2 separate regions of the Homo sapiens genome follow, and region 2 is linked to region 1. Evidence: chromatin contacts called from ENCODE Hi-C or POLR2A ChIA-PET data. All regions are on one chromosome and are shown on one strand. Each heading gives the region's core, a stretch centred on a gene start or an enhancer-like site at or near the end of the contact. The rest is flanking DNA. Distances are from core to core; before and after follow the strand shown.

Region 1 (3,925 bases), core at 378-2,877:
TCCCTAAATAATATACTTTCTGACTTAATTTTCTCCCCAAACCAATTTATATGTACAGATATAACAACACAATTCTAAATACAATAGTAAAAACTGTTTAATGCTGCAAGAAGTATAAAGTACTATTTTCATCTCCCATTTATAAACCATCTAAATTCTGCTTTTCTGACTAGCATCCACAGATGACAGACAATACTTCTGTAAGTCCATCTGGTCAGCAAAGGGTCTCTTAAGTTTTCACGAAAATTTTAATTATGAGAGTATCGAGAATTAGGACTGGAGTTCTAACAGACTCTGCCCTTATTTCTGCTCACAGATTTACTGTACACATCTGAAGGGATCTATGGTAAACATCAAGTCAGATATGAACCTGTGAAATATTCTGATCCCTAGGTAGTCTACCAGATAAAGGAGTTTAGGAAATAACATTTTGAACACATGGGACACTCTACTGAGAAGACTGAGCTTGAGTAAGTGTAACTTCGATATTAAAAGAGTCAAGTATTTGGGAGGAAATGAAAAGCAAAGCAACTCTCAAATTTATGCAAATGCAGGAAAGGCGAAAGAACAGACAAACTGATACCCTGAAGATAGGAGAAGGGGCAAAATGAATGATCTTGCATGGATTCTTGGCATTTGGAAAGAGTTGCAATATGAGAAAATTAGAAAAAAAGGCTGAGTTTGGTAGATCACCAGAAAATTCACTTAGTAAGGGAATACATTGTATGAAATTTCTGAAACCTTCTCTGTTGGACATATTTTCACCTCACCTGGAAGAAAATCTTCTGAGTGATGACCAACAGAAACCTCAATGATGTTGTCAATCAGTTTAGGGTTGGAGTCTAGGACTGGAGGAATGTTAAACTACCATATAGTTCCCAGCTCAGCCAATTGCAATTGTGTAGGTCTCAGTTTGTGATTATGATGTCTCTAAGATGATATTTCTCATTAGTTTTATCAAATCTAACCAATTGGGATAGATTTTTGAAAGAATATAAATGAGAAATCTTGCATTTGTGAAATCTGGTTGTGATATGTATCCCTGGGTGTGACTCTCCTTGGAGACTTGGTACAATAGAGAGATTTTCAATAGGAAAAGCTTTTGGAAACATGTATGAATATGGGAAACCATATGATGTACCACTATGTGGGATGATAGACTGAGCTCTATCTAAACAGGTTGGCAACACACCAGAGCATGGCAGTATGGTATGATCTGACTCTATGGGACTCTGTGCCCACATCTCTGCTTTGTCCCCCTCTAATAAACAATTTGTGTTCCTGAGTGTTATTTGTTTTTTTACTTACCACTCTCCACAATTCCATTTTCTCTTTTTCTCATGATTTTTTTTGAGGTAATCTAATTGCTTGAATTAAAGGTTTATGAATCTTAAAATATTATCTAGGAAAAACCCTAATGGCAAAACCTAGCTTGTGATAAACATTATAAAAAATATTTACTTTTACCTCTTTCCACTTCAGTGTCAGGACATCCTCAGTTAAGCATTAAAAATATTAATCAAGATTATTTGAAAGGCACATCTGAAGAATGGGTTAAGTTTAATAGGGAAACGGCATCTCAACCCATTCCTAGTTATGTGTGGAAGCCTGCCCTTGCTCCTTATGACCTCCAGGTGGTGCTGTTTACCCAGACACGGAAAGCAGGAGCCCAGCCCCATTTCTTTCACTTAGGTTTGCAGTTGGGCTTTCATATTTTCAAAATATTTTCTGTTTCTACAGATGTATACTTCTAAATGGCCAATAAAATTTTATAACCACTATTTGAAAAATTGCAAGGTTATTGTGATTTGTGCTTCCTAGCCAAGAATATATCTTTATGTCTGTACATACCCGAAGTCAAGTATTTATGTTTGTTCATTGGTCCCACTTTCTACGCTTCCTTCCTTTGTAGCACACAGGCTCAGACACAGACATTTGGGCTGTGGACAGAACTCGTCCAAGGACCTGTAAATACTTATGTAATTTTGAAATATATTTCTAGTTCAGCTATGGCAACTAAACTCCACAGGCTTCTGGGTGAAGAACAACATCTTTACAGGAATGCCAATCCCTGTAAAGGATTTGGCAATCCCCCAAAGCCAACGAGTGTTCCTAGCAGACCTGACCTGATTTTTTGGCAGGGGGATGCTTGTCAGACACCAGAAATGTTTTGATGTTTTGAGGTCACCCATACAGTGACACCCCACAATCCAATCCAAATTCCTCAGAAAAGTGATTCTAGAGAAAAACTGAGAGGGAAGCATTGACAGTTTCTTTCCCATTTTGGTAAGAGTTCAGGTCCAGGAATAGTGGAAATTCCATTACAGCAAAGATGAAACTAGGATAGGAGTGCGGTGGGATCGATTTGATCATGGATAAAATTTGGAACTTTTAATATTGGCTTTTTACAGAATAACCAACTAACATGCCTTTCTTGCCCCTTTTTTTCCCCTTTTCTTTCCTTTCACAAGGGGTTTGTAAACAAACTGGATGAATTCATTCAATGGTTAAATGAAGCCATGGAAACTACAGAAAATTGGACTCCCCCTAAAGCAGAGATGGATGACCTTAAACTGTATCTGGAGACACACTTGGTAGGCAAGATTGTGTTGTTCTTGCTGTCAATAATCAAAGGATTTTAATGTACTGCTTGTTTGTTTATGAGAAATATCAATTTTATTTATCAAAGGTTACTATATGTCAATGAAACCAAATTTTAATGGGTCACAGAAGATGAAAATTTACAGGCATTTCAAGTAATACTATGAAACCTAAATCATCTCTGTTTCAAGCTACCTTTTCAAAGCTTTTCCTGGAAGGATAAGTAATTATTTAAAAATACCTTAGAAAATTTTATTAGACCCTTGTTCTCTAAAGCAGCAACTGAAGGTTTTCCCTTTCTTAAAAACAAATAAATGAAAGAGATGATTTTGATGACCATTCTAAGCTTTCTAGAATTCTTGTAAAATTAATGAACCTCTCATTATCAAGAGGGTCTACATTATCTGTTCTACACTGGGTTATTTTAATAAAATATTTAAAATGATGATCTCCATCATTTTTGCTGCTATGTGGGTTTTTCAGCATATAATTAATACAACTGTCATTACACTCATCCCTGTGCATAGAGAAAACCATGGAGGGGAAGTGGAAAACACTCAGATGAATTTGCTTCTGAATGTTAAAAGCAAGAATTATAGACTGGGGGACATTCGATGAACCTCGTGGGGTTTTTACTGAATGCTTCAAATGGCCGATATCAATTATGAAGGGGTGGAAACTAAGTAGTGGAGTGTGATAAAGCATGAAGAAAAAGCACGTGTCATAGGAAATGAAAATTCAAGCTGTAAGGATCTCATCTTTATTCCTTTCACTGATAGCATAAAATTGACAAAGGCAATGAACATGAATCCTTGGGTACTCAACTGTGGGGTTGATTTTCTGCCCCTCTTACACACTCAGAATTTGGATTGAATAAACATTATGTGGGAGTCCTACCTGTATGCGAGTTCACAGGGTTCCAGAACTGTTGTTCTCTATGATGTTAAGTGAGAGAGAGAAGGGAGAGATGGAGAGGGAGAAAAGAGGGGAAAGAGATAATGTTTCAGGTTTTGGTGTTTGTTTTTTGCAGCATGTTTATATAACAGAAAAACAGCTTTAAAATCCTGTTGCTGCATGCAAATAGCCTTGCAGATGATAAAGAATGACAAAACTGTGTGGTAGAGGATGAGTGTATTGCTTCCCTTTTTAGAGACCTGAGTCGATGGTGTGTAAAAATGCAAGTGACCCTAACCACCTCTCTTGTACATGGGTTTTTATATACTGTCCTTAGTACTCATTTCCCTGTTGAGTAGAGTTTCAACTTTTTTTTAAAGAGGGCATTTCATAATAGCAAGATAAAGATATTCAGTGCTTTATGATGTAA
Region 2 (3,925 bases), core at 359-2,858, 130 kb after region 1:
TCAATAAATATATGTTGAAACACATATTTTCAACAAGGCTTATTCAATAGTTAATTAAACTCTATTAATCAGAACTATGCTATCAATTCATTACTTTTTCAACAAAACAGTCTATTTTTATGCTGTGATAATTGAATGTAAAACTTTATGTTCTTTTATATATAAAACAAAAATTTCTCTCCTGGCAAAACCAAAGTGCAGTAAAGACAGTTCCTAATACCAAGAGTACTCAGGCTTGGCCAGGTTGATATCAGGGAGAAAGAGAAAGTAGTAGGGAAAGAATAAGGCAGAGAGGAAGGGAAGGACAAAGACACCCATGTCTGAGACATAAATGGTACAGAAATCCACAACTAATCACCATAATTCTATGGCTAGTCTCCAGCCTCTCAAACCATAGTATTCTCTGGTGTATTCTTGAATATTTAGATACATACGGGTATGATTATTTATACATGTGAAGGTAACATGTGCTGTGCAAATGTGAAACCTAAAAATCAGACAATAGATGTAGGTGAATATCAACAGTAATTAGAAATGGTAGGTATAGAAGCACAATTTGTACTTGTACCATAGTTGGCAGGAGAGTTTATTGACATATTCATTGCAGAAAATTAGATACGACTTCAGATGAGTGTGTGCTTCCGAAAATGTCGTCAGTAAGGGAGTGAGGAAAACAAGAAGGGACTTAGACTTGGGCTGGCTCTTTAGTCCAAGTTTATGATGAGAGGGAGAGACATGTGCACATGTGAGAGAAAGAGAGAGAGAGAGAATGAGCAAGAGAGAGAAAGAGAGAGAGTAAAAGAGTGACTTATCTTCCCAAAGCCGTAGCTAGCTAATTCAGAATATGGAAATTTAAAAATTAAATGTCACTGCTCTAATACCAGGAGAGGGCTGAAACACTTTTGAAACTTTCTCCCACATTTTCATTTTTAAAAAGTATTATACTATTCATAATTTTAAGAAATAATCATATATGGCCATTAGTCATTTTTTTTTACTTAGTGATTAATTGTGAACTTTAATGATTTTAAACAATTAAGAAAATGTTACAAGATGCATCATTTCAAATTAGCATCTGACAGATTTGTAATCACTTCACTTCTTGGCCCTCTTTGTGTCCACCTTGACATCCTTTTGGGTTTACTGTTTTCCCACTGAACTTTGTCCTTCCTCCTTAGCTTTCCTCAGCTGACATGCTGCAGTTTGAAAATATGCATGATAAACATTCCTGTCTGTATGATTTTTCCCTCCTCTTCCTCACTCTCATCTGCCTGGTGGTACTAAAGACCCATTCTGTGAAGTAATGTCTTATAAACCAGGAGCCAAAATCCTCATGTTAACTTAAGTATAAATGAGTCTCTAGGGTTAAGCTAATTGAAATATTTTCTGTAACTTGGAAATACCGCAAAAGAATTCAAATTTGGCTAGCATCTTATAATCCAAGTTTTGATGATAGTTTCACTAGGCTCCATCCGTCCAAGTTTGGGTTAGAAAAAGAAATAAAGTATGGAAACACTGTCAGAAGCCTTTTCTGTTTACAAAAAGATCCAGGGATACCATGAGTAATGCCAGAAATCTCATGTGACAGCCAGCTCTTGTGGGAGTTTTGAGCTCACCAAGTTCAGGAAATAGTTCCAGAAAGCTGATTGGAGCATTGGAGCACAACGATTTTTTTTTTTAATCTGAAGTGAATAATTGTGTTCCCCGTCTGCTGTCCACACTGCTGCTCAGAACTATACCCTGGTGGGGTGGACATCTCCCCAGTGCTAGGTAATATTTGGCACTCAGTAAATACTTTCTGATTTGAATCACCTACTTAATGATTCTTCTCCTGAATATTCCAAAGTTGATCTCTAAGAGATTTTGTACAGTTATTTAGTTCCATGGAAAGTGAGAATTTCAGTGGTGTTCCAGGACTGCAAGTACCTTGAAAAGACCTTCATTTCATTCCTTCTCTTTCAAGGATTGTTTTTATCCATTCCATATAGGAGAGAATTTGTCCTCCATTAAAGATCTTTCCAGAGGGAATTCCACAGCCTTCCATTAAAATGTTTAACTCTCCCTTTCCTGAAAGTCTTCTTATTTCTAGTGTAAATCCTCTCTGTTGGTGGTATTAATTGTCAAATCAGCCAGAATCCATGCTCTGTAACTAGCTCTTCTGTTTTCTGTATAGTCACATTTCTCAAGCTTTTGCAGTTTCAAGTTAGAAAATTTTTTGGTGCTCAAAACTGGTTGGTGAAAAAAATTTTTTTAAGTCATTTATTTCAGTTTTGTCTACACTCCATCTAACTGAAACCACTTCCATCCTCTTTTGTAGCAGAAAATATGCTAATATTGAAAGACTGCTGGTAAATCCATATATCTGAGAGGCTTTAACAAGCTCCATGGATTTCTCCATCAGGTTTTTCAACTATCTCTTATTAACAGTTAATAAAATAGTTCATGGATGGTTTGGAAGACGACTGTAGCTTTTCTGAGATGGTATGACTTACAGTATATGCCTTTAAAAAAATTTAAAAAGAAAAAGAACATGACATAAAAAATGGACCCAAAAAAAAAAAAAAACCTCTTCCATTTAGGGACAGAGCTACTTCTTCTCCCAGTGGATGCGTAATATATTATTTATGTCGGAGTGAGCATTGTGTTTTTGGCTCACATTCCATTTGGAGCATACACAATATGACAGTTTCCTTGGCTTATTGTTGTATATGTGGCTATCTATTTTTAATACATTGCTTTTGTCTCTTTTTCATGCTTGCTTACATCTGTTGTTATGAAAACTGACATAAAGTTTTTAAACATAAAAGAAGTGATGGAGAAAAAGATGTTAAGAGACACACAACATTTCAAGGGAACATGAGGTGGAGAAACAGGAGCAGAGTCACTACTGAGGGAAACCGAAAGCAGCCTCTGCAAGATAAATGGGAGGGAGGTTGAGAACAAGGGTGCGCAATCACAGACGAAAAAAAACAGCCATGGCGCTACACAAAGCGTTTCTAATGAATGAGGCTTAGTGCCTTTTCCTCCAGATCATTGAAACATTTTAGGCTTCCGTTGTTAAACGTAGGAAGTAGGGATAATAACACCTACCTTGAAAGATTGTTGTTAGGATTCTATGAAGTAATGTATATAGGGGCTTCACCTGGTCCTTGGTAAATAGTATGTGCTCAAAAGATAAAACAGAATCGGGGCTGACAACTATGACCTGCAGGTCACATGCAGCCTACCACTCATTTTTAAAAGAAAGTTTTGTTGGAACACTGCCAGGCACATTCATTTATGAAATATCTATATCTGCTTTTACGCAATGGTAGAGTTGAGTAGCATGAACAGTGACCATGTGGCCAGCATGCCTAAACTATTTACTATCTGCCTCCTTACAGAAAATGTTCGCTAATCCCTGGTATAAATAATAACTATTATGGCAACGCTTTAGGAATATCCATTATTGTACAGACTTGAATGGTTTCCCAATTCAATTTTCTATCTGCTATATTGCAGTAATATCTGTTGATTATGATCCTCTTGCCCCAGGTTCTAATTTTCCTTTTGTAACAACCCAAACTCTGTTTTGCTTGCTTTTCAGTGTAACATTAAATGATTAATTGGTTCATGTCACCACCAGGTGGCCTCCTATACTCTGTTGTGCTTCTGGTAACCAAAGAAAATCAGAAAGTGGATCCTATACATTTCTTTCAACTGTGGTTGTCACTGTGCTCACAGGCACTTCTCTGGCGGCTTGACTGCTCTGAAATTGTTCATTGAACCCTACACTTCATGTTTGGCCTTGAAACATAAATAGATTCACACGGACCTTTTTATAAAATGAATTAATGCTTTTAAATGCATACACACACACATACACCAAAATGGATTTTTAATAAAGAAGCTTGGTTGTCACTAATAGCTTCGCCATGATTCAGTC

The links. Hi-C counts contacts between places; a loop is a spot of excess contacts on that map. ChIA-PET counts read pairs that join two places held with the same protein, here RNA polymerase II (POLR2A). Pooled maps may share reads with other maps.
Region 2: a map of Caco-2 shows a loop between it and region 1 (9-fold over the local background). The contact joins two enhancer-like sites. A Hi-C loop is called at or near these places in 26 of 168 maps with a recorded cell type or tissue (A673, Caco-2, GM12878 and 20 more), 25 of 37 single-sample maps with no recorded cell type and 26 of 50 pooled maps. POLR2A ChIA-PET finds 5 or more read pairs at or near these places in 1 of 52 experiments (GM12878).

Annotation. Positions count from the first base shown.
Region 1 is chr14:32,574,649-32,578,573 of GRCh38, forward strand. AKAP6 (A-kinase anchoring protein 6) reads left to right here. Exons shown (of 14, transcript NM_004274.5): 5 at 2,472-2,594. Among named protein-coding and RNA genes, the nearest start is that of AKAP6, 250 kb to the left of the region's middle. Within about 2 kb of position 1,628, at least 2 of the 41 ENCODE cell types and tissues checked have a DNase peak (open chromatin) inside an H3K27ac peak, as active enhancers do.
Region 2 is chr14:32,707,648-32,711,572 of GRCh38, forward strand. The region is part of intron 9 of AKAP6 (A-kinase anchoring protein 6); the gene reads left to right. Among named protein-coding and RNA genes, the nearest start is that of NPAS3, 230 kb to the right of the region's middle. Within about 2 kb of position 1,609, at least 7 of the 41 ENCODE cell types and tissues checked have a DNase peak (open chromatin) inside an H3K27ac peak, as active enhancers do.